Linked DNA regions of Mus musculus: all the other regions are linked to region 3. Evidence: chromatin loops called from intact Hi-C (ENCODE). Cell type or tissue: heart. All regions are shown on one strand.

Evidence for each region. Peaks named below come from ENCODE experiments on the same cell type or tissue, not always from the same donor. Only the 100,000 strongest peaks of a DNase experiment are listed, where the experiment ranks them.
Region 1: a loop joins it to region 3, with 2.2 times the contacts of the local background. A loop is called at or near these places in 8 of 42 quality-filtered maps.
Region 2: it touches region 3 in a loop (2.5-fold over the local background); 3 of 42 quality-filtered maps call a loop at or near these places.

Annotation. Positions count from the first base shown.
Region 1 is chr9:58,039,730-58,047,729 of GRCm38, reverse strand. The region is part of intron 11 of Ccdc33 (coiled-coil domain containing 33); the gene reads left to right. Gm16130 (predicted gene 16130) reads right to left here. Exons shown (of 5, transcript NR_168941.1): 5 at 1-474. Among named protein-coding and RNA genes, the nearest start is that of Gm16130, 11 kb to the right of the region's middle. In heart, no CTCF peak of the experiment used is centred here; DNase peaks (open chromatin) are centred at 3,909 and 5,129; H3K27ac peaks cover 1,487 bases; H3K27me3 peaks cover 1,798 bases.
Region 2 is chr9:58,088,608-58,096,607 of GRCm38, reverse strand. The region is part of intron 4 of Ccdc33 (coiled-coil domain containing 33); the gene reads left to right. It also overlaps a transcript of Stra6 not described here. Among named protein-coding and RNA genes, the nearest start is that of Ccdc33, 26 kb to the left of the region's middle. In heart, a CTCF peak has its summit at 3,796; DNase peaks (open chromatin) are centred at 3,547, 3,907, 4,427 and 4,767; H3K27me3 peaks cover 3,269 bases.
Region 3 is chr9:58,155,265-58,163,264 of GRCm38, reverse strand. It overlaps Islr (immunoglobulin superfamily containing leucine-rich repeat), which reads left to right and starts at 4,711. Exons shown (of 2, transcript NM_001195431.1): 1 at 4,711-4,838; 2 at 5,035-7,001. The coding sequence starts at 5,043. The coding sequence ends at 6,329. In heart, no CTCF peak of the experiment used is centred here; DNase peaks (open chromatin) are centred at 3,234, 4,144, 4,534, 7,724 and 2 weaker places; H3K4me3 peaks cover 867 bases; H3K27ac peaks cover 4,107 bases; H3K27me3 peaks cover 513 bases.

The DNA.
Region 1 (8,000 bases), 120 kb after region 3:
CTTGATTAATGATTGATATGGAAAGACCCTTCCACAGGGGGCAGTGACCACTGGGCAGGTGATCTGAGCTGTATACGAAAGTAGGCTGAGCAAGCCTCCTTCATGAAACACTCTTCCGCGGCCTCTGTATCAGCTCTGCCTCCAAGTTTCTGCCTTGAATTCCTGCCCTGATTTCCCTGGACGATGTAAGCTGAAATAAACCCTTTTCTCCCCAAGCTGCTTTTGGCCACAATGCTTTTATCACAGCAGTAGAGACCTAACTAAGACACCCATTCAGCCCCTCTCGGTCACTGCCAGATGCCATTGGGTGTTCCCTGCCTGGAAAGACCACAGGACCTGATGCATCAGTTGCATTTCTCGTTGCTGTGTGAAATCCAGACAAAAGCATCTTCAGGAAGAAAGGGTTTAACCTGGGTTGTACGGACGGCGAGGGTTCAGTGGACGGCCACAGGAAGCACCCGTCACGTCGCATCCCTAGTGAGGAAGCAGAGATGAGTGATGTCACCCAACTTCCTTTCTCTGTTTTATTTACCTAGGACCCCAGCTTGTGGAATGGGGCCACCTATAGTTAGGGGGATTCTTCCCAACACAATCAACCTAATCTAGAAACTGCCTCACGGATGTGACAGAGGTTTGTCTCCTAGGTAATCCCAGATCCTGTCAAATTGACAAAGTAACCAACACAGGACTAACACTGGCTAGGGATTCCTGCAGGAAGACTCTCAGGGATAGGGAGGGTGAAGTGTGAAGGGGATAGTGACGAGAAGAGGCTACGTGACAGGCCAGGCACGAAGGAGCTCTCAAGGGACCCTTGAGCCCTGGGATGAAGCCTCACCAGGCCAAGGTAGATACAGGTTTCTGGAAGCTCGACCAGGACACCAAAAACCAAAGCACTATGTGAGGCTGTGGATAGCCCAGGTGAACTGGAGGCTTTCCACAGCACAGGGCTGAGACAACGGGGCCTGGGCTAAAGGCTGGAAAGCTGAGCATTGTGAAATCAGAAGGGTACTGGCTCAGAGCCCTCAAGAGACAGTGCAGGTGGAGTCTGCGAGGTGTGTGGGACATGCTCCATACTCAGACAGAACACCTAGTTACCCAAGAATCTCTCAGGTGTGCCAGCCTCTCTCTGAGAAAGCCCCTGGAGCAAGCGTGTCTGACTCTCTACAAAACTCAGACTCAAGAAGTAGAAACAAGTTTTATACATATATATCACATATATGTGATATATACAAATACATATCCCAAAAATCCCATGATGCTTTGAGTAAGTGTATGGTTTGATGTTGAGCCACCTCCGTAGCTATCCTAGAGAGCTAAGTCCTCTGGCTACAGGGCAGACATAGACATGCCTGTTCTGAGTCTGCACCTCCTGGGTCCTCCTGTCAGCTGACCCAAGACTGGCTGACGGAAGCTCAGGGGGACCAGGTCTCACATACTGTACCACCAGCTGCCCATGACACCTGAGCCCCTGTCACCTCAATGCATCCACCAGTACACACACACACACACACACACACACACACACATACACATACACTCACACACACACAGGCACATACATACATGCACATGTTCAAGGGGATCTTTGAGTCTCCAAAAGGCTCAGATATGCACCCAGAGCTCCTTTCCTTAGACAGAGACCAGGCAGAGACCTCCAGATTTCCTGCCCTCCACAGCCCCAACCCAGGCTTTCTCTTCTGGTCAGATGCCTCCTGGGGACAATGAATAGGAAGCCACAATCACACAGCTTCACAAGAATAATTCAGGGGAGGGGGTAAAATTGCCTCCAATTAAAGCCTGGACTGTATGCTCTCCTAAAGAGAATGTGCAAAGGAGCAAGTGGGTGACTTGCTCGCCACAGGAGCACAGCTGCTATCCTCCAGGTCAGCTGACTGGCTGGTGGAGAGAGCTTCCGGGTTCCGACTGTGGTGGGAAAGACCAGGCCTGTAATTGCAGCTGGTGATGCAGATGAAAGGGACAGACAGTTCAGTGAATGTAATTACTCTTTTGTTAATTCACACCTAGAAGGCAGGAGCGAATGAGTGAAGCCAAACCTGTCTCTGGCAAGGCTGCAGTGGTCCTTATGTCAGCCAGGAGTGGGAGAGGTTGGGCCATCATTTTGTGGTTGGGGCGATTTCCTCATATTTTGATGTGATGTGCAAAAGAAGAGCCCCCAAGGTCCGACTGTGGCCAGACAGCATTACATTCAGATGGTACATGCTGGACACAGATAGACTTAATCTTCTTACAACCCTTTCCTCACTCTATAGGAGTTAAACTGAGGCACAGAGAGGTGAGGTGTTTCCTGGAGTCAACAGTAACTGGACAAATTGGATCATGAATCTAGAGCTCTCTGACTGCAAAATCCCTTTCACGTCCTTTCTTTAGCCTAGGAGCCTGAACCCCGCCTGCTCCTCCGGACACATAGCCCCAGCCTGACCCAGGCATCCCAACCTGGGCCCCTTCCACGGGAAGGCCCAGCAAGGCTGCTGTGAATCAGCCATTCCTGTCCAAGCTGGTCCCCAAGAGCCTAGAGGTGTGAAGGGTAATGAGGCCCCGTAATTAAGGCTTCTGGAGACATGGCTGGGAGATTTATAGACAGGCTTTGTCAATAACCGCGCTCTGGGCTGTGGATCCAGGGAGACATCGATAAGTGCTCGTTAAGGCTTCTCCCTGCTCCCTGCCCTGTCCCCCTCCAGCCCCTCCCCTCCTGTCAGCCGCCTGTTCACAGCGCCTGTGTACGCAGGCTTTGCTCAATTAATTTGCACTTGTTGGCACCATCTGTGCTTTTCATGTGTCCTTATCAAGAGCTTCTGGGCCATGCATCCCTCTCAGGTGGGCTGCAGAATAGACACAAGCAGCCTTCTTCCTGCAGCCGCGACTCTCAGGGAAGGTCAATCTAGGATCACCAAAGACAGGGGCATTGTTTCCTTTCCCCCTCCCTCTCCCCCTCCCCCTCCTCCCTCTCCACCCCAGCTCCCCAACCTGGTGAGCTAAACTTGGCCTGAGGTCCTTGTAACCCTTCACCCCATCCTGACCCCAGCGGGCTGAGTCCTAGCCCTGCCAAGGAACCCCCTTCTCACACCCAGTGACCTCAGAGCACAGGTGTTCTGGTATTCCTTCCTGGTTCCAGCTCTGCTCCCCAAAGCCTGGATTAGATGGGTCCCTACTCCAACAACAGGGCCACTTTGGGCTCACAGGACTGGAAAGGGTCAAAGAAGCCATGTCCAACTCTGTTGAGCAAGGGCAGCCCAGGAGCCTAGGGTGGGACAGCTCCTCTGGGTGGGTGGGGGACAGGCCAGGCCATGGCCTACTGCCTCCAGCTTGCCTCCCAGAGAACCAGCCAAGCAATGAGGTAGTATTGTTGAACTGTTCTTTCTGAATAGACTGTCTCTGCCTTCAGCATATATATATATATAATTTTTTTTTAAAGACATGATCCCATTTGGTATTTCAGGCTGGCCTGGAGCTCTGTGTAGTTCAGGCGGCCTTTCCTACCTCTCAGGTGCTAGGATTACAGGTATGCATCACTTTATCATGCCTACAGCACAGCTTTCTGACCTGGGAGTTGTCAGAGTACTGACCTAGCTCTGGGAGGCACTTTTGCCTCTCAACTGCTGTTTCCTAAGGCCTTGATAAGCCACGCACTAGGTCCACAGAAACAAAAAACAAAATCAACCAGACCAAAGTCTTCCTATAACTGTCTGGCATCGTATGTGCTATATGGGGTAAGGAATGAGCTGTGGGGTACCCGTCCGCCTTTGTTTTACTGACAGAACACCCCAAATCAGGCTAGTCTTTCCTGTGGCTGGCCTGGGCTCCCAGGAGCTGGCTCAAGCAGCCAAGGGTGTGGCTGCCTCTCTCATAGCAGCTGTACTTGTTCTGTATCCAAAGTTGGGCCCCCAAGGGTGCACTCAGGGCCGGCCTCTTGTCTCTAGCCAGAGTGGACTGGAAGACAGTCACGTCTGGGGCCTGGCTGCGCCCTGTGGATGCCTCCACGTGGTACATTATTGATGGTGCTTCTAATTGTGCATTTCCCAAAGTCTACAGGCTTTTGATGAAAAATTCATGGCACGTCCGAGGATGGCAGAACACTTGATCGATTGGCAGTGCAGCAGACAAGGGGTCCAAGGGGCCCCTCTGGGACAACGGCTAGAGGCTTGCTGGAGAGGGGCAGCCACCAGTGGCCCAGTGCCCTCCTCCTAGGCTTCTGGCCCTAGATTTGTGGGAGGGAGAGGTGCACCAATGGAGGCAGCAGCCAAGGGAGAAGCCAAACAGATGGATTGGGGTGGTTTTAAGCCTATATATGGTGCCTCCTGGGAGGCACACACATCAAGTCTCACATTCTCTTCCCTGTTGGAGAGTATGGGGCCCTCCAGAGTCCCCCATAAGTGACACAAAGAAGAAGTCCTATTTCTGGAGCCACTCCTATGTGCCATGGAGTGTACCCAGAGCATCAGAGCAACATGCTGCCCCCTGATCACCCCATTCGATGGATGCAGTGATGTGGGGACCATCTCGCAGAATGGAACCGAGGCCTAAAGATGTTGGGTGGCCTGTCTGAGGGAATTAGTGGCAGAGCCCAGTCTTTCCGTCTCACTAGGACCGGTGAATATGAGCTACGTGTGTGTGTGTGTGTGTGTGTGTGTGTGTGTGTGTGTGTGTGAAATGAAGCCAGCAAACCAGAAAAAGTGAGTCTTTCCCCAGTCCAGCCTACATCAGCAATACTGACAGGGGCCAGAGGCCCCTGTGGACAGCAATTCTGAAGGAGAGGTGTCTGACTCAGACTATTCTGCACCACCCCAGAGGTTCCAGAGAATCCTTACAGTCATCTATGCATTTGTTAAACCAGCACCACATCTTTACGTCATCCGTTACTGCCAGGGCATCTTGTTGGTTGCTGATGGGGTCCTATCATGAAAAGCTGTAATCCACGAATGCCTGGGACAGACAGGCTAACAAGTGACAGCCACCACCCTCCTCCCCGATCGACCCAAGGAGGGGGTTGTACAGCTCAGGCAGCTCACGTGGCTGGCTGCTGCCGTAGAGAGCCCTGCCTCTGGGACCCTGCGTTTCTAGGTACTGGGTTGGGGTGTTTGGGTTTGTTTTCCTTTGCTTCCTAGAGAGTTCCTTTCAAAAACATCCACCCATGTCTGCACTGAACTAAAAGGAAAGGAATTTGCCCAGGCCGTCAGGAAAACAGAGCTGGAGGCCTCTGGGGTCACGGGTGGGGTGTGGAGCCTTGTGCCTGTTGGGAGGAGGGTGAGCCCAGCTTAGGTTGCTGGGGCCTGGGTACGGCTAGGACAGTACAGCGAGATTCAGGGAGACAAAGGGCGAGACCAGTGGGTGAAAGAGCCATAAGAAGGAGACAGACAAAGGGGACAATCAGACAAGACAGAGCTGGAGGACAGGGCATAGGGAAGGTTTCTAAGTAGCAGTATCAGAAGCCTAAGGTCCTGAAGGACACCCCCCCCCCCATGGCCCTCTCTAGGCCTGTCATTTCCTTGCAATTCACTGGCAATGTGTGAGCCTGTTCTATCACCCCATCCAAGGGTCCCCCGCCTCAGTTCAAAAGAAAGAGGCCCCATGGTTTGCCTCCTGCTTGCTTCAGGGCTAGCCCCAGTCACCAAGCAGACACTTGTTGTAGCAACAGTCCCCGAGGACCCAAACTGGGTAACAGAGCTGCTATCTGCACAGATGGGGGAGCCAGGAGACCCAGCCCCTCCAGCTCCCAAGGTTGCCCTGGGCCTAGTTGACAGCCGCTCTGTAAGTCTGCCCCCATACCCATTGATTCTCATGATGGGTCAGCTCCTTCAAGCTGCAGGTGTGTAAGGGTGTGTTGCCAGGCAACCAGCAGAGGCATTCCCAGAGCCAGCCTGAGTAGGAGGTAAGGTGGGGGAGGGCCAGGACACCACTCCTAGTTGATCCTGGTCTCAGGAACCTTTGATGGGGGTCCCGGTTCTAACCCAGGCCACTAGAGCCCACACTCAGAACCCAGAGAAGGAAGAAGGCAGATGAGGGGAAGAAAACAGAGGACGGGGCTTCTGGCAGTCAGCGGACAGCATCAGAGAAGGCCCATGGGTACAATCACAGGCAGCCTCTCTCTGAAAGCAGGGGAATAAGGAGGTGACCAACGGGAAGGATCCTTGTGATAGGGTTATCAGAATCACTTTGGGGAGAGCTCTGTCCCCTCTACAGCCCCCTGAACAGCAGCCCTGGACTCCCTGGCCTGAAGGCAAGGGTCAGTCAGGTCAGCTCCAAACTGCAACCAGCAGAGGCAGGACTCTGAGCCACATGCTGGAGGAAAGCTGATGCTGGCTTACAGGGTACAGGCTCTTTCTGGAGAAGGAGGACCCAGAGTGGAGCCTTGAAAGCTGGGTAAAGCCGAGCAAGGCCTGGGGGCAGGGCACAGGAGCAGGAAATTAGATGGCATCTTTCAGAAAGCTCTACAAACCTCTGTGCCCATTCAGGCTCCAGCCCTGTGGTCCTGGCTCGGCCCAATTAGCCAGCCTGGCTCCTGCAGGGGCCAATTAAACAGGGGCCGGGGTCAGATGCAGGCCAAGGCCCTGTAGCCCCTCAGAGCTTCAGGAAGGTAAGCACAAAAGCTTTCTCTGCTGCTTGGGAAGGAAAAGAACAGAAGACAGAGAAAATGCAATGTGCTTTTGTTTCTTTGCTGTAACCTTGGACTGAATAAAGGAGCTACTGTGTCCCTATCCCCGGGAGGGCAACCTTTATAGAGCAGGGGAAACTATTTGCAATAGCACTTTGCATGGATTTGTTGTGATTCAGAGGCCCAGCTGTCAGTCAAGGGAAATTATTTGATGAACAGAATTTCAGATGAATAGGTCCTCTATTCTAGAACCTGCTATGGCTCCCAACTACTCTCTGTGCTAACACCGAGCTCCTGAGGCTGACACCCTGGACACAACCCACCCTGGATAATTGGGCAGGCCGGGCAAACTGGGCCTGCTCCAGATCCCTGGCCAGGTCCACCTGTGTGCTAGGATGTTCACCTGTGGCTATAATGTCCACCTGTGGCTATAATGTCGATGGGTGTGCTATAATGCCCACCTGTGTGGTATGAAGTCCACCTGTGTGCTATAATGTTCACCTGTGGCTATGAAGTCCACCTGTGTGGTATGAAGTCCACCTGTGCTATAATGTCCACCTGTGGCTATGAAGTCCACCTGTGTGGTATGATGTCCACCTGTGCTATAATGTCCACCTGTGGCTATGAAGTCCACCTGTGTGCTATGATGTCCACCTGTGTGCTATAATGTCCACCTGTGGCTATGAAGTCCACCTGTGTGCTATAATGTCCACCTGTGGCTATGAAGTCCACCTGTGTGCTATAATGTCCACCTGTGGCTATGAAGTCCACCTGTATGCTATGAGGGCCCAGACCTTGCAGCTGTGCTGGCCTCCGGCCTGCGATGCAGCTCTTCTCAAACATCATCTAATCAAGTCCCACCTCTGCCTCAGAAACCAGGATCTGACCCAACAGTTTCCCTGGAGGTTCCTGGGAGAAGGGGCCCCAGGGTGGACCCTTAAAGATGGGGCAAAGTTGAGGAAGGCCTCAGAGCAAAGGATAAAAACAAAAGGCTGGGTGTGACTTCCAGGAAGTCCCAGCCCATGCCCACACTAGCCCTGCCTCCAGCTTCTTTACTGGCCTTTGCCTGGCCAGAGACACCTCCCTCATCTCTTGCTTCTTATTTATACTTCTAGCAGTGAGTAAGGTCCTCTGCATGGCCAGTGCCCACACTGCTACTGGCTGTTGGGGTGTGTGGGCGTGGTCGCTAGTAGATAGCACTGCCATCCTGGTATGGGTCAGGGTAGCTGCTGGTCAAAGCAGGTGAAGCTTCAACTGTGTCCTCAGTAGGAATGGCTTGGAGGCTGGGCTAGGGCAGCCAGGCTGTTACCACGGCTCCTTCTTCCCCTGGTTAGTTGGGCTTCTCCCTGGGAAAACAGTGGGCTTAGGAGAGAGGAGAGTTCCCGTCATT
Region 2 (8,000 bases), 67 kb after region 3:
TAACTCCAAGCCCCAGGTCGAAATCCCAGAGGGAGGACCAAGAATTCCCAAGACCCTAGAGCTGCTCCCTAAACCCTAGAAAGAACTTGATGCCTTCCCAGGTCTGATTACAATACAGAACAAAGCAAGCAGTGAAGTCCACTAAAGCCTAAAGCATGCAATGAAGAAGTCCACTGAAGCCTTTCCTCATATGAATATTTCAATATGTTTCTTTTTAACTATAAACATTCACATGTAAACTCTGAAACTGTTAGGACCTAGGAGTAAACAGTTTCCCTAGGATCCTTACATTGGTCTTGGCAAGGATTTTTTTTTTTAATTTGACATCCAAAGTATAAGCAACAAAAGCAAAATAAACAAGTGGGTGACAAGAAGCTGAAAAGCTCCGCACAGCAGAGGAAAGCTACCACTGACATGAAACAGACCGGTCTGAAGCATGTACAAACTGCGCATCTAATGAGGAGTCGACGGCCCAAGCATAGGGAGAGTTTACACATCCCAGGAGCAGAAAATCAACTCAGTGTTCAAAAGGCTCTGCTGTGGTAGCACACAACTTTAATCCCAGCCACAGGGAGGCAGAGGCAAGCAGATCTCAGAGAGTTCGGGCTAGCTTGGTCTGCAAAGCAAGTTCTGAGCAAGCCAGGGCTGCACAGTAAGACCCTGTCAAAAACCAAGCAACCAACCAAACAAACAAACAAAACAAAGAAATCAAAATCAAAATGAGCAAAGGGGACTGAGAGTATAGCTCAGTGGTAGAGTGCTTGCCTAACATATTCCAAGCCCTGGAATATGTTTGATCCCTAATCACCATCACTATCACACACACACACACACACACACACACTGACACACATTATGGACACACACCCAAAGAACCTGAACAGATACTTTCCCAGAGAAGCCACACTAACAGACCAGGATTGTAGCTCAGTTGTCAGACTGCTTACCTAGCGCGCATGCACAAAGCCCTGAGTTTGATTCCCAGCACCACACAGACCCAGCACTGATGGTGCACACCTGTCAGGTCAGCACTTGGCCACCGAAGAAGGTCAGAAGTTCAAGGTCATCCTTGGCTCTGTCGTGAACTCAAGGTTAGCCCTTCCTGCATGACACTGTCTCAATAAAATAAAATAGTAACTTAAAAGGTATACAACTGAGAGACAGGTGTAGGAGAAGGTGCTCCACACTAGTATACTAATTACCACAGACTTGCAAATCGGAACTTGAAGGCCATCCCTCCCAATCCTGTTGAGAACGCTATTACCAGGAAGGTAAGAGGCAGCCAGCCCTGGAGCACTTGAGATGGCTCCGAAGGTGAAAGTGCTGTCCATAAGCCTGACAATTTGGGTTCATCCCTGGAACCCACGTGTGGAAGGAGAGAACTGACTCGTGTAAGCTGTCCTCTGAACATACACCATGGCACATGCACCACTCTGCCCTATGAACACACAAGTAATTAATTAATTATATCATTGTGTATGTGCACATTTATACGTGCACACACGTAGACATGCCATATGTAACTTCCTCTAACATGGAAGACACTACACTAAGTGAGATAAGCCAGGCACAGAAAGACAAATACCACATTATTTCACTTAATGTGAATCTCGTTGAACTCACGAAACAAAGAGGTAGCGCCGGGGTCTGAGGATGAAGAAAATTGGGAGATGTCAATTAAAGAGTTCTGTCAGAGAGGTCAAACATCCAGCTATAAGGTAGATACATTTGGGGACCTGCTATACAGTGTGCAACTATATACATACCACGTACACACAAAAGGATAACCGTGAAAGGGTGGGTCTTTTAACTTGATTACCTGCCCTCATTCATAGTAGGTATGTCAAATCATGGCATGCATTTCAAATATGTATTTTTATTTTTCAATTGTACTTCAATAAGACCAGAATACATACACATATGTAACTCCGTATTCTAAACATTTTTACCCCGGCTCTGATGTCCCGAGTTTAGCCATCCAGCTTGGCTTTACCCTGCTCCCTCCGCACAGCCATGTTGGCCCACCTCACATGGGGATTCTGAGACCTTGTTTCAGACTCCTGTCCTTTTTGACTTTTTCACTTTCTCAGCAGGCAGGTTTATAGCCAAGGTGGTGGGTGGGGCAGGAAGCCCCAAACTACTCTTACATCTGTTCATTAGTGGGAACCACAGAAGATTCAGGCCATTTCACTCCTCAGTAGCCCCAGCCAGCCCAGGCACAGCTGCCTAGCACAGATCCAGTGGTTTATTTTATGGTTCTGCCCGTCTCTGTCCAAGCCACCTTCCAATCCCACCCACTACTCTGGCAACAGTTCTTTCTTGAGTCCCTCATGGGCTACATCCTCTGTGTAAAACAAGTCTCCCGGTGGCGCCAGTCCCTGGTGACTGCTCACTGTCTCAGAGCCCTTTCTTCTCTTGCCTTCCAGGATACCCTACTCTCCGATTTCTCTCTGGCCCTGCTCCTCATGTCTCCTACACAGCATTAAATTCCTCGGTCTCCTCCATGGCTACACACTCCCAATCCTCTCCACGTCTTCTCAATGCTATCCTGGGATCAAGAATCACACCCTGCCCTATCCAATCTGCAGCTAAGAGAGCCAAAGCCCTCCTCATCTCTTGAACTTGACCACAGGTCTCCACCTCCTGGTAGGCCACTGAATTGTTTGCCCACCTTCTCTTGGTACATCCAATCTTACACCTTTGCCAACCTCCTCCTAAGTCAGGTGTCCCTTTGCTACTGTGGCATCAAAATATCATAGCAGCCCATGTCTCCCTACTGCTCTCAGGATAAAGAGAACTCCAGGCCCAACATGGTTGAGTCCTTCCAGCTTCTCAGCAGCATGACCCCAATTTTCTATCTTTGCTCCAGCCATAATTACACCCCCCCCCCAGTTCTTTCACAACCACTGTTCCCTCCTACCCCAAGGGTTTGCATTCCTCTTCCAACAAGAAACAAGAGCCCCTCCTCAAACAAGAGCCCCCTGGTTTCCCAGGCCAGCATCTCCTCCTCCCATCCTCCACTGGACTATAGACTTCCACAGCTCTGGCTATGGGATTATTCACTGCTGTTCATCAGGTCCCACTGATTCTATGAGCACCCAGTAGGTGTCTTGTTCTCATTCTTTCCCTGTTACAAAATCCCATGGAGTGTAGGAAGCTGGAAGCTAGTAATGGATGGATGGATGGATGGATGGATGGATGGATGGATGGATAGATGGATGGATGGATACGATGCTGTTCTCACTTGCTGTGTGACTTTGGGAAAGTTGCTTCACCTCTCTGGGCCTGAACACCTCACGTGGGAGCATTTGAAGAGCCTTGGGTGATGCTGGCAGGACTAATGCAAGACGCAGGGTAAGGGAGTCCTCAGCCAGTAGTCACACTGGGCACGTGAGACCCAGCAGAAAAAGCTGTGGAGAGATGTCAAACTAGGGTCAGGAAGAGCCAGAGTCTGGCCCACTGCCCCGACCTGGTGTGACTGCCAAGCAGTCCCTCGGCTTCCAAGTCTCAGTCTTTCCATGGACATGATATGAGCTTTGGCCTTCATGTTGGTACAAGTCTGGTAGTTTGGCTTGCTCTCTAGCCTGGAAACTCTGTTCTTTAGAGCCCTAGCTGTATTACACAAGGCAGACTCCACACCCAGGTCTGCTGGGTCAGTGCCCGGGGCCCCAGGACTCCCCTAACTTGTCCATTGTCCAGCATCTATCTTCCAGCCTGGCACAAAGAGACCTGTCAGTCACAGCCCAGCAGGGACCAGGAAGGCAGTGGTCCTGACAGGTGGGGATACCCCAGAGTGCCGGATGGGGGAGCACTAGGAGATGGCCTATAGATTCTGACCCCTGGCCAAAGTCTGGGGAAGGACTGCCAGTGTTGGCAGCTGCTACCTTGGCTGCCTGCTGCCCCGAGCTAATGAGCAGGGACAGGGCCAGCCTGGGTGGTTCCTCTGTGCATGTGGCCAGGCCTGCCTTAGTTGAGCTGAGAGGGAGAAGCAGGTCAGGGCCAGACAGTCAGAGTCAGGACTGAGCCCTGACCCTGGCCCACACTGAGCCTGATCTTGGCTCTGTCCATGTGACTAATTGGGAAGGACACTAGAAGTAAATGACAAACATGCCCAGAGAGTGTAGGCTTCAGACCCCATCTTACACACAGGCTTCCAGAAGCTCAGAGCATTTCTAGGATCCTAGAGGTCATGAGGCTAATAGGTCCCCAAGCAAGGATGCAGGACTCCAAACTCTAAAGTCCTTTAAACTACCCACACTGATCTTTTATGCAGCCCTTGTCCCTCTTGGAAGAGGGCCATTGGCATCAAGGCCCTAACTTAGCCTTCCAAAGAGGCACAGTGATCAGCCTAGAGACCTAGCCTATGACCTGGACCTCCCTGCCTCTGCCTTTGGCCAAGGAGCTCCAGTGGAAAAACGTCTAAGCAGAGAAGATAGAGGCTGACTCACAGTGACCTGCCTCAGCATCTGTGGGGTGGAGCTTGGCATCATACCCTTGCAGTAGGCAAGAAGGCTGAGGCCCTGCAGAGGGGAAGACTCGACTGAGGGGGTGGGCTGCCGTGGAGTGGGACAGATAGATGTAACAGTTCCCATCTGACCACTGACTCCAGCAGACATCAAGACCCTCTGTCTTCCAGAAGGATGCCCCCAGGGAAAGAGACAAGGCTGCAGAGCAGATCCTGAGAGGGCCCTGGGACTCCATCAGCCTGGTTTCCTGCCCACACCTGCTCCATATGGTTTTACTCAAGAGGCTCAGGGCCTCCAAATTTTTGTTCAGTGAGAACCTCCCTATGTCCCAGAGCTGTAAACACAGCTGGTGGCGGTGGTTAAAGTGGGGCTGTCCTGGGACACCTCCATCCTAGACTGTAGTTACAAGCATTCTTTCCAGATGTTCCCCCCATCAGCTCAGCACATGTCCCTTGAGGGCTCAGTTTGAGATGAACTTTCAGCCCCTGACAGCATGAGCTCTCTCCAGGGCACTAGACTCCTGAGATATAGCTTGGAGGACTCTGCTGCCTGGCAGAAGTGAGCATGTCTGGAAGAGGGCAGCAGTGGGGCAGGAAGGGCTCTTTCTCCAGGTCGTGGCACACTCATTTCTGGCTTTTTAAGGTGAGGTCTTACTATGAAGCCTTGGATGGCCTAGAACTTGCTATTTAGACCAGGCTGGCCTCGAACTTGTAATCTTCTCCTTCCAAGTGCCAGAATCGCAGGGATGCACCATCACACCCAGCCTGACCTTTTAAAGAGTTAAGGCTTGACCAGATGCCCTTTCTTGTTTCCAAAGCTAAGGCAGAGGTAGGTCCTCTGTTGGCAGGGGACACCAGCCTTCAGCTTGTAGTTTCCTGGCTCCGGGCAGCTGTTCTGTGAGTGGAGGTGATCCTAGCTTGCTTCCACATTGCCTTAAACACTATGACCAAAGACAACTTGGAAAAGAAAGGGCTAAGTTCAGCTTACAGGTTACAGACCCTCAAGAGGGGAGCCAAGGCAGGAACTTAAGGCAGATGCTGAAGCAGAAACCAATGCTTGCTACTGGCTTGCTTTCCCTGACTTGCTCAGCTCCACGTCTTATGCAACCCAGGCCCTCCTGCCCAAGGATGACACTGCCCACGGTGGAAAGTGCTAAAGATTCTCTCTTCCCAGGAATGTCCAAGTTTATGTCAGACTGACAAAACCTAACCAGGATAGACACCCACCAGGGGTAATTAGTAATCAGCATAAAAGCCTACTAGGTGTAAGCAGCAATTAGTGATGGTTCATTAGTCTGCAATTAATCAATAAAACTCAAGATGAGAGCCCATCACTCTGCAGAAGATAACAGCTCACTTATGCTCCAAATGACAGACTCTGGTGATCCACAAGGACTTGAACAGCCTTGGAGCCGGAAGAAAGATGAGTGAAGCAGGGGTGTGACTTCCCTGCTAAGTCTGAAATGAGAGACAGATGAGAAAGGGCATTGGGTTGGACTTTGTCTCAGAGCAGCCTCTCTGTCTCTTTATTTATTTATTTATTTATTTATTTATTTATTTATTTATTTATTTATTTATTTATTTATGAGTACACTCTAGCTGTCTTCAGACACACCAGAAAAGGTTGCTGGGAATTGAACCCAGGTCCTCTGGAGGAGCAATCAGTGCTCTTAACCACTGAGCCATCTCTCCAGCCCAGCCCCTCTCTCTTTAAGGATTCCCTGGGTGCAGCTTTTTGCCCAGCAGTTACACTGGGGCTTAGCCAAGTCCAAAAGAATCAGGGATTTCCTTTCCGCTATGTGACCTCAAAGGACCCTGAATATGGTCTGGAATAAAGATAACTCCAGAAAGGGCTCATTCAGGAGGTCCAAACACCTGACTGCCCAAGTTTGCCCACCCTGTGACTTGCCCTGAACTGGCTCCTGACCTCGGAATCTGCCAGCATTTCCTATGGAAAGGGTCCTGTTCTTGGGGACATCTCTGTGAGCCTTGCCTCCTCCAGAAATCTTTCCTTGCTAGCCAAGATAGGTAAGCTCAGGGGTAAGAACACAGCCATTGACCCCCTCTGTAGAGGCTTTGTAGCTCCTTGACCTTGGGGAGAGGTCTTCAGGCTGCAAATGCCTACAGGAGGCTTGAGACCTGGGAGTCTGTCTGCCACTTGCCTTCTAGAAGATGAGGAAGCTGGTGTCCTTGGCTCAGGGGCTGACTTGAAGAAGGCTGTGGGTGGGGTAGAGTGGGGGGCTTGTCTGGTCCTGGAAGCTAACCTCCAGAACATCTAGTCTGAACCTGTCTTCCTAGTTTCTCCAGGTGAGTATCAACAGAATCATGGTGGACCACTTTGAAGGGTAGCAGAGCCTTTGGTCTACCATGTACCCGTATAAAGATCTGTCCTTCATTTATTCTCAGAGCCTGCTTGAGTGCTTCCTTCCCCACGTTTCTGGGAACATTACTTTGGTCCTATTCGTCCTATGAAAGCTTGTCAGGACCCCAGCAACCAGAACAGACTGAAAGGATGTCCTTCTCTTTGCTTTGTTTCCCTGGTGGTCTAACCTGGGATTGAGAAGCCAGACCTTCTGTGTAGTTTTTCTTGGAAGTTCTGAAAGGACTGGGAGGCCCAAAGGACTGTGGGACAGATGGAGGAGATGGGTTCAGATGGGCCTGGAGAAACAGCGGAGGCAGCAGGAAGCTAGCAGACTGCCAGGGAAGTGAGGAGAGGGATGGGCATGGCTCAGTCAGTAAAGCGCAAGTGGAACGCTCATGAGGTCCTGAGTTCAGATCAACTCCCAGTACCCATGCAAAAAGCCATGTTGCCTGTACCCCCAGTGTTGGGGATGCAGAGACAGGAAGATGCTTGGGCCTTATTGGCTGGCTAGTCTAACCAAATCTTTTCTGAAAGATCCTGTCTCAAAAAAGATGGAGAGAGAACTAAGATACCTGCAGTCAATTTCTAGGCTCTACATACACGTGCCTACTCATACACACATGTACACACATGCACACGCATACTGGGATCAGTGTCAGGGGAGAGAATGGGTATATAGTGGGGCATACAAATTGAAACAATGTGTATGTACATACAAGGCAATCCGTGTGTGAGTGTGTGTGTGTGGTGTGTGTGTGCACGCGTGTGCCTTGTGCATGCGCACGCATGCTCTTCAGCTTCCATCCGTGTCTGCCGATTGCCCACATCTCTAACCCTCAGCAGCAGCCTGTGGGAAGCAGATATTGCATTTTCCCTAAGTTGTGACCTTGAAGAAAATAAAAAGACAAGAAGCGTCTCATTCCCTCCCACTCACAGATGAGCTTGGACCTGGCCCCTCTCATGAGGCTGGGGTGGGAGCCCCAGGTGATACAGGCTTGGAGGCCTGCAATTATTCAGACACACTCCTCTTGCACCCTGGGGGAGGTATAGGCCTTGCTGGGGATTACATTTTTCTACAACTTAGGGCTCAAGGTAGCTGGACCCCTCCTCTGTACCAAACCCCAGTCCTATCCTGCTGAGACTGGACTAGGTCTGAGGCCTGAGAAAACAGGC
Region 3 (8,000 bases):
TCTATTTCAGACTCTAGCCCTGTCTTCATCTCTTTCCACGCCTGCCTCCTCATGGCTTCCTTTCTCCACCTGGGTTCCCGCCACCCCACTCCCCTGACATATACCCTATGCCTCACTCTGCAGCTCCCCGCCCTAGTTCACTGGCTGCTACTTCTTGGGTTTCTGTTTCTCCCCATCTTTCTCTCCCTGCAGGCTCTGACCCCTGTGCCACACACACACACACACACACCCCTCCATGTTTGGGGTTTTTCTTTTCTTGCCTTCCAGGAAAAGCTGGCGTGGCCTGGCATGGTGCAGTGGCCCCTTACAGGCCTCCCTGGACTGGAGGGTTTCTGGCTGAGCAGCCGCAGTTGGTGTGGGACTGGCTGCTTTAGTTGGAGGTGGTGGGATAGGAGGAAAGGGAAGGTAGGGGAGGGCAGCAGGAGAGAAGGTTGAGTCTGCAGAATGAGAAAGGAAAAAGAAGGAAAAGCTGGGGAGTGTGTGTGTGGGGGTGGGGTGGGGAGTGAGCGCCAGCCCATCCTTAGAGACCAACTGTCACCATCTACTAGACCTGTTAGATGTAGCAATGAGGATCTTTGATCTTAGAAAGGCCAGCAGGCAAAGCAGGGCAGTGGGCTGACCACTCTGCAAGCTGTCAGAGAACCCTGGGAGCAGGACCCTGGGCTGGTAGAAGATGGGTTGTTTTTTCCTCTTTCCTTTCCTCAGTGCCCCTCCTTTGAGGACTGCCGAAGACTAAGATCGCTCAGGGGGCTTGAGGATCTGAGAAAGGCTCTCCAGTCTCCAGCCTCTGGGTGACAGTCAAGGTCTCAGGTATCCTCCCAGGGCCTACTCTGACCTGAGCAAGGATGGCCCCAGTGGTGGGCAGGGAGCTAGCACCAGGCTGGGAGGAGATTGGGAAGAGAGGCACCTGCTCTGACCTAGCCCTTGTTTCATTGTCTCCCTGGTGGCAGAGGAGGCACCCTGTACCCTGGCAGCCTTAGTTGGACTTGGGCTGATGCTGAGTTACCTGTGACTACACATATAGTCTCTTCTGCTTGGGTGGGCCACACCCCACTTGTTTCTCCTGCCCTCAGCCTCCAGGGATGTTCCGAAATGGGATTCTAGGGACTAGGGATTGGCTGCCATCAAGAGCTTTGCTGGATGGGCTGAAGAGATGGCTCAATGGTTAAGAGCACTGATTGCTCTTCTGAAGGTCCTGAGTTTAAACCCCAGCAGCCATATGGTGGCTTACAACCATCCATAATGACATTTGATGCCCTCTTGTGTCTCTGAAGACAGCTACAGTGTACTTACATAAAATAATAAATAAATCTTTAAAAAAAAAAAAAGCTTTGCTGGTAGGGAATGAGGAGGTCAGGCCTGCTGTTCCTGGGACAGCTAGTGAGGCCCTCCCATCCACGAAAAATTTGGCTCCCTGGCATTGAACACAAACTTCCCTGAAATGTCCTCATTGTAAGGAACTTTCCTTGGGCACATCCCTCCTCCCATCTGGCCTAGAGTCCTCATTTGGGCCACAGGGAGGAGAACAGATGAACCCTAAAATACTCCTTTATGGCACCTGATGACCCAACAACTCATTCATACACCAAAGGACTTCTGGGTTCAACAGCAGCCTATAAGACAAGGCATCTATCTAGCCATGGAAGAACAAATGGCTGCAGGTCAGAGCAAGAGTGGGAAAGGAAAGGCTGGGCAAGCAGTGAGATCAACAGAGAGGAGACCAACCCCAGACTTAGGGACCTCAGAAGGCTGGAGGATGAGGTGGTTTTTATTTTCTTCTTCTCTCTTCTCTCTTCTCTCTTCTCTCTTCTCTCTTCTCTCTTCTCTCTTCTCTCTTCTCTCTTCTCTCTTCTCTCTTCTCTCTTCTCTCTTCTCTCTTCTCTCTTCTCTCTTCTCTCTCCTCTCCTCTCCTCACCTCACCTCTCCTCTCCTCTCCTCTCCTCTCCTCTCCTCTCCTCTCCTCTCCTCTCCTCTCTCTTCTTCCTTCCTTCCTTCCTTCCTTCCTTCCTTCCTTCTTCTTTTCCTCCTCCTTCTCCTCCTCCTCTCCCTTCTCTTCCTCCTCCTTTTAGTTTTAGTTTCTGTTTTTGTTTTTGAGACAGAATCTCTCTACACAGCCCTGGCTGTCCTGGAACTCTGTAGACCAGGCTGATCTGGAGCTCCCAGAGGTCTGCCTGCCTCTGCCTCCCAAGTGCCAAGAATAAAGGTGTGCGCCACTTGGTTGGTATCATCTGTGCCAGAAGGAAACAGTCACAGCAGAAGGGGTAGGGACTGAGGCTGATCTGTCCTTGGGTGAACTTTAGAGAAGTAGGGGAGAGTGGGGACTTTGAGCTCCTTGGAGGGCCCTTCAGGTAGGGCTGATGGTATGGGCTTTGTGTAGTGAGTGAGTGTGTGTGTCTGTGTTCTGAGAAACCTAGTGAGGCCCTAGTCACAAGTGAGTTGCCCCTGACAAACCCTGGGGTCAGATCCCCCCTGCTTTGTTGAATCTGAATGTGTGTAAGCCTCCAGGCTCTGCTTATCCAAACTCTCCCACACAGTAAGCAAGGTAGAAGAAAAGGCTTCCTGGGGCAGGAGAGGCAAGAAGGGCACACCTAAAGGAATCTATAATAACTTCCCTAGCTTCAGACTTGGTGTCTGCAAGCAACACTCTGGGGTCTTCAACAGCTTCATGACAAGCAGGGGAGGTAAGGAACCGTGGTGGGGCTCCTCATACACTTCTCACCGATGACAATACCCACTTCCCCTTGGCTTCACCGAGAGGGCAAGCAGAGTCTATCAGGTTAGCAGACAAGAAGAGGAAGCATGGGCGAGGGCAAGGAGGGGGGAGACAGACAGGTATAGTCTGTGGAGGGCAGAGGGGTCCATGCTAGGAGGTGTCTTTCAGTTCTCCTCCAGCTCCTTTGACTTGAACCTTTTCCTCGATCCATTCCTACCCATGGTCCTTTATGCTTGAGAGAAAGGTCTCACATCCGCCCCACAGGATGTAGCTGCCCCTTTCACATAGTGTGGGATGGTAGATTCCAGAAGTAGCAACGCTCACCATACTGTCTAGCATGTTACAGGACTTCAACACCAAGGGGACTGAGCCACAGGGACTGTTCCTGAGATGAGGCCCCGAAGCCTTGCTCTGAGTGCTGGGTCCTGGACCGTGGAACCTCTTTGTCTGCAAGCCAGGGTGTTCAGAATCCCCAGCCAGTGACACCTCTGCCAAGGCTGATTTCTGCTCTCTGTCAGGCATGCTGTCATCTCTGTCATCTTGCCTGCACATACAGCCCACTCAGTGTGGGGCTGGGCTGCTGCCTTGGGAGCTCCCTGCCCAACAGCCTCAGACTTCAGGATATATTTACTTAAAAAAAAAAAAAAAAAAGCTTAACACTTTGGCTTCTCGACCAGGGGTTAGAGCTTGGTGGCTATTCCCTACACTTTGGTCCTTACAGTTTTCCAACAAGAAGCCCCAGCACACACACACACACACACAGAGAGAGAGAGAGAGAGAGACAGACAGACAGACAGACAGACAGACAGACAGACAGACATTAAGAGAGACACACAGGAATACATACTCACGAAAAGACTAATTCATGTCCAAATACAAACCACCATCACACAGTCCCACACAGACACACACATCTCCTACTGCATATCTCTAATATACAGACTTATCCACACACAGTGACATCCATCCACTCCCCACTACCACCAAGCCCACAGTGCACACACAACAGCACACACAAACACCAACACAGCCAGGCAGGAAGAAGGGGCTGCTTTTTTTTTTTTTTCTTGTTGGAAGCGAGGTTAGAAATTTCCCACTTTCCATGAAATCCAGTTTCTCACCCTTCCCCTATTTAAAAAAAAAGCCAAAAAAACAAAAACAACCCAACTTTCTGGCCTCATCTTTTCTTGGGTCCTACACAGATAGTGCTGTGACTTTAAGAAGTTGGAACTTCAGAGATGAGGGAGAGAGAGAGAGAGAGAGAGAGAGGGAGAGAGAGAGAGAGAGAGAGAACACATGAACAACCCCAAATTTGGCCTCTTTCCCTGTCCAGTTTCTAGTGTCAGCTATGAAGCAGAGTCCCTGTTGCTGAAACTCAGTTTCATTTTGTTGAAAGGAGTCTAGCAGCACAGAGCCTTCCCCCGCAGCCCTGCTTAGAGCTGTCCCGTGCACCCTGAGCCGGGTGTGCAAACCAGCCAGACCCCTCCTCCAGCAGTCCTGGTCCTGTGGACTTGCGAGCAATCCAGTCCTTAGATGCTTTGGTTCCATCTTAAAAGCTGTTAAGCTTGACTTCAGAAGAACAGTTTGGAGGTAAGTCAGGAAAGAAGGGGCCCCCGTGGCTGGGAGCGAGGAAGCTAGGGGTGTGTTTTTAGCACATCCCTCTGGGTTTGAGGGACTTGGAACAGGCTCCTGCTCAGAGCATCTGCTTGGACAATCTCAACCCCAGAATTTCCAGCTGCATTTGAGCTGAGCCTCTGGCCCCCCTGCCTTAGCTGAGAGGTCCTAGCTGGTTTATTTAGGCAGCTGCCTGGGATAGTTTGAACAGAACAGGCCACAGAGTGGGAGGGGTGGAGGGTGTGTGTGTGCATTGCACAAGGGGCCTTGTCTGGACCAGGGAAGCAAAACATACCTATGGGGGGCTCTAGTGGGAGGAGCTGTAGCCAGGATGTGGGAGGGCAGAAGGGAGGTTCTGTGCAGTGCGGGGGGAAGGGGGTGGCTGGAAAACAGATTTCAAGTCATAAAGTCAGCTAGGAACAGGCCAAGGCAGAAAGAGCTGTGTGCAAAGGAGAAGCTGGGGTCCACTTCCATCTTGTCTTCATCCTGACTGACTGCACACACGACCTTGGCAAGTCCCAGCCCTCCTCTGGGCCTCGGTTTCTTCTCCTGTTGGGGTGAGGGTGGTGGGTTAGGTGGTATTGGATTCTGGCTGGGTTATGTGGAACAGGGCCTTCTAACGGGGAGAGTTTGGGCAGGGATCTGAGGAGGGACAACTCCTTTCTATGAATCCTAGGCTCACCCGGGTGGCATGCCCTTCCCCGTAGGACGTACCATGCGGGCACTGTGCCTGCTTTGTTGGGCTGTTCTCCTGAACCTGGTGCGAGCTTGTCCAGAGCCCTGTGACTGTGGGGAGAAGTATGGCTTCCAGATTGCAGACTGTGCCTATCGTGACCTAGAGGGTGTGCCACCGGGCTTCCCGGCCAATGTGACCACACTGAGCCTGTCAGCCAACAGGCTGCCAGGCCTGCCGGAGGGAGCCTTCAGGGAAGTGCCCCTATTGCAGTCGCTGTGGCTGGCACACAATGAGATCCGCTCGGTGGCTATTGGTGCTCTGGCCCCTCTGAGCCATCTCAAGAGTCTGGACCTCAGCCACAACCTCCTCTCTGAGTTTGCCTGGAGCGACCTGCACAACCTCAGCGCTCTGCAGCTGCTCAAGATGGACAGCAACGAGTTAGCCTTCATCCCTCGGGACGCCTTTAGCAGCCTCAGCGCCCTGCGTTCCCTGCAGCTCAACCACAACCGCCTGCACGCGTTGGCCGAGGGCACCTTCGCACCGCTCACCGCGCTGTCCCACTTGCAGATCAATGACAACCCTTTCGACTGCACCTGTGGCATCGTGTGGTTCAAGACATGGGCCCTGGCCTCAGCGGTGTCTATTCCAGAACAGGACAACATTGCCTGTACTACACCCCACGTCCTGAAGGGTATCCCACTAGGCCGCCTGCCACCCCTGCCCTGCTCAGCTCCCTCAGTGCAACTAAGCTACCAGCCCAGCCAAGATGGAGCAGAGCTACGGCCTGGCTTCGTGCTGGCACTCCACTGTGACGTGGATGGACAGCCAGTCCCCCAGCTCCATTGGCACATTCACACCCCGGGCGGCACGGTGGAGATCGCCAGTCCTAATGTAGGCACTGATGGACGTGCCCTGCCTGGTGCCCTTGCAACCAGTGGGCAGCCACGCTTCCAGGCCTTTGCCAATGGCAGCCTGCTTATCCCTGACTTTGGCAAGCTGGAGGAGGGCACCTATAGCTGCCTGGCCACCAATGAGCTAGGCAGTGCCGAAAGCTCTGTAAATGTGGCATTGGCCACCCCAGGTGAGGGGGGAGAGGATGCTGTGGGGCACAAGTTCCATGGCAAAGCAGTGGAGGGCAAGGGCTGCTATACGGTTGACAACGAGGTACAGCCATCCGGACCGGAAGACAACGTGGTTATCATTTACCTCAGCCGTGCTGGGCCCCCAGAAGCTGCAATAGCAGCAGACGGGAGGCCTGCGCAGCAGTTCTCTGGCATACTTCTGCTAGGCCAAAGCCTGCTTGTTCTCTCCTTTTTCTACTTCTAACTACACCCTGCCCTGGTTGGCTAGAGCAGCTCCAGGGCCTTCCTAACTCCCCCTGATCACGTTCCTGCCAATGTTCCGTCTTAACACCACGAGGTCTGGAATTGGTGAGGCCTGAGGTTAGCCTGGGGACTTCACATTTTCCTATCACCTTTTCTAAGCTCATCCAGGCCGCTCATTACTCCAATTTGCAGATCTGCTCAGAACTAGCAGCTAGGATAGAACTATATCCCAAAACTCATCATCTCTAGTGCTAGTTGCTGCTAACAGCATTGCCTGTGCTCCTAGCAGGGGCAGCCTGCTAACAGGGCAACAACAATGTCTTAACCTGACCTACTTTGAGAGTTCTAGCCATGGAGGTAAAGAGCTTGTGGAGGCCATCCAGGTGGGCACTGGGGCTGGGCTAGAAGGGGGTCTGGAGTGGCCAGTACAGGATCTGGAAAGGAGGTACCACGGGCCATGGCTGGGCAGGCTAAAAGCTTTCCTGTTTTTAGATGCTCTCTGATGAGATATGGAAATCATCCCTCACTGGGCCTTTCTCTCCTCTCACCCCAAGCCCCACAGCATGTGCCTGCCTCTTGAGACACTTACTCCCCCTCCTCCTCTGAAGAGGCTAGCCAGTCTGGGTAGCAGAAAAATAAATAAATAAATAAATAAATAAATAAACAAACAGCATTTCTGATGCTCTGCTTTCATCTGCTTAGAATTCTGTTGGGATCAAAGACTCTTTATCAGAGGGTGGGATGGCCATATGTGAGAGTTGTGCCAACACAGGACAAGAACCAGAGGACATATGTGGCATGGAAGGGGAGCCCAGACTCATTACTAAGCCTTAACATGTACCAAGCTGCAGATTTACTGTCTTCAAACTAGCCCATGGGATGAGGGAGACAGAAACTTAACCATTGCTTTCTGCATTTTGTAAAGGGTTTGTAAGGTGGTGGGAAGGCCTGGGCTGTAGCCCTAAGAAGAGTGTCAGGAATAGAGATGTATATGGTTGGGGCCAGATCGGGCAAGAGGAAGGAAGGAGACTGAAGGAAGGTTGGGGAAGCAGGGGACAGAACACAAGGAAGAAACTGAAGACAGGAGGAAGGAGACAGGAAAACACAGTGCACCCAGGCTCTCTCTTCAGATACCTGAGGTAGGACTGAGAGTTGGAGGTTAGTCATAGCAGCGAGGATGTAAATAGTTCTGCCAGCAGAGATGCTGCAGAACTCCTTGTCTGTGCTAGGTCAGAGGGGTCTCCCTACTCCCCACCTTTAAAGACTGGATGTATGCTCATAGGGGTGAAGACCTTCAGGGGAAGGCCTGGCCTCGTTCCAGAGCCCTAGGACTGCTGAGCTCAGCAGACTGAAGGCAAGAGATTGAGTCTGAGTAGCAGCTGTGAGTTTGGCAGCTGGCCAGCCCCTCTCCCATAGTAGTGTCCACATGTGGGGCCTCCTTTCTCCCTCATGCTCCTCCAACTTGCAGCTCATGTCCAGTCCTTGTCAGCATCAACCAGCCAGGGCCAAGAATGTCTTCACGTCTGAGAGAAAGCACCAGGATGGAGCCAGGTTCCATATGCTGTGTCCCTGGGGTAAGTTACTGCCCATCTCTGGGTTTCAAGTGTGTCAGAACTCAAATGACAAAGGGCAGGCCAGGAATGTAACTGTGTTGTCAGAGTGCTTGCCTGGC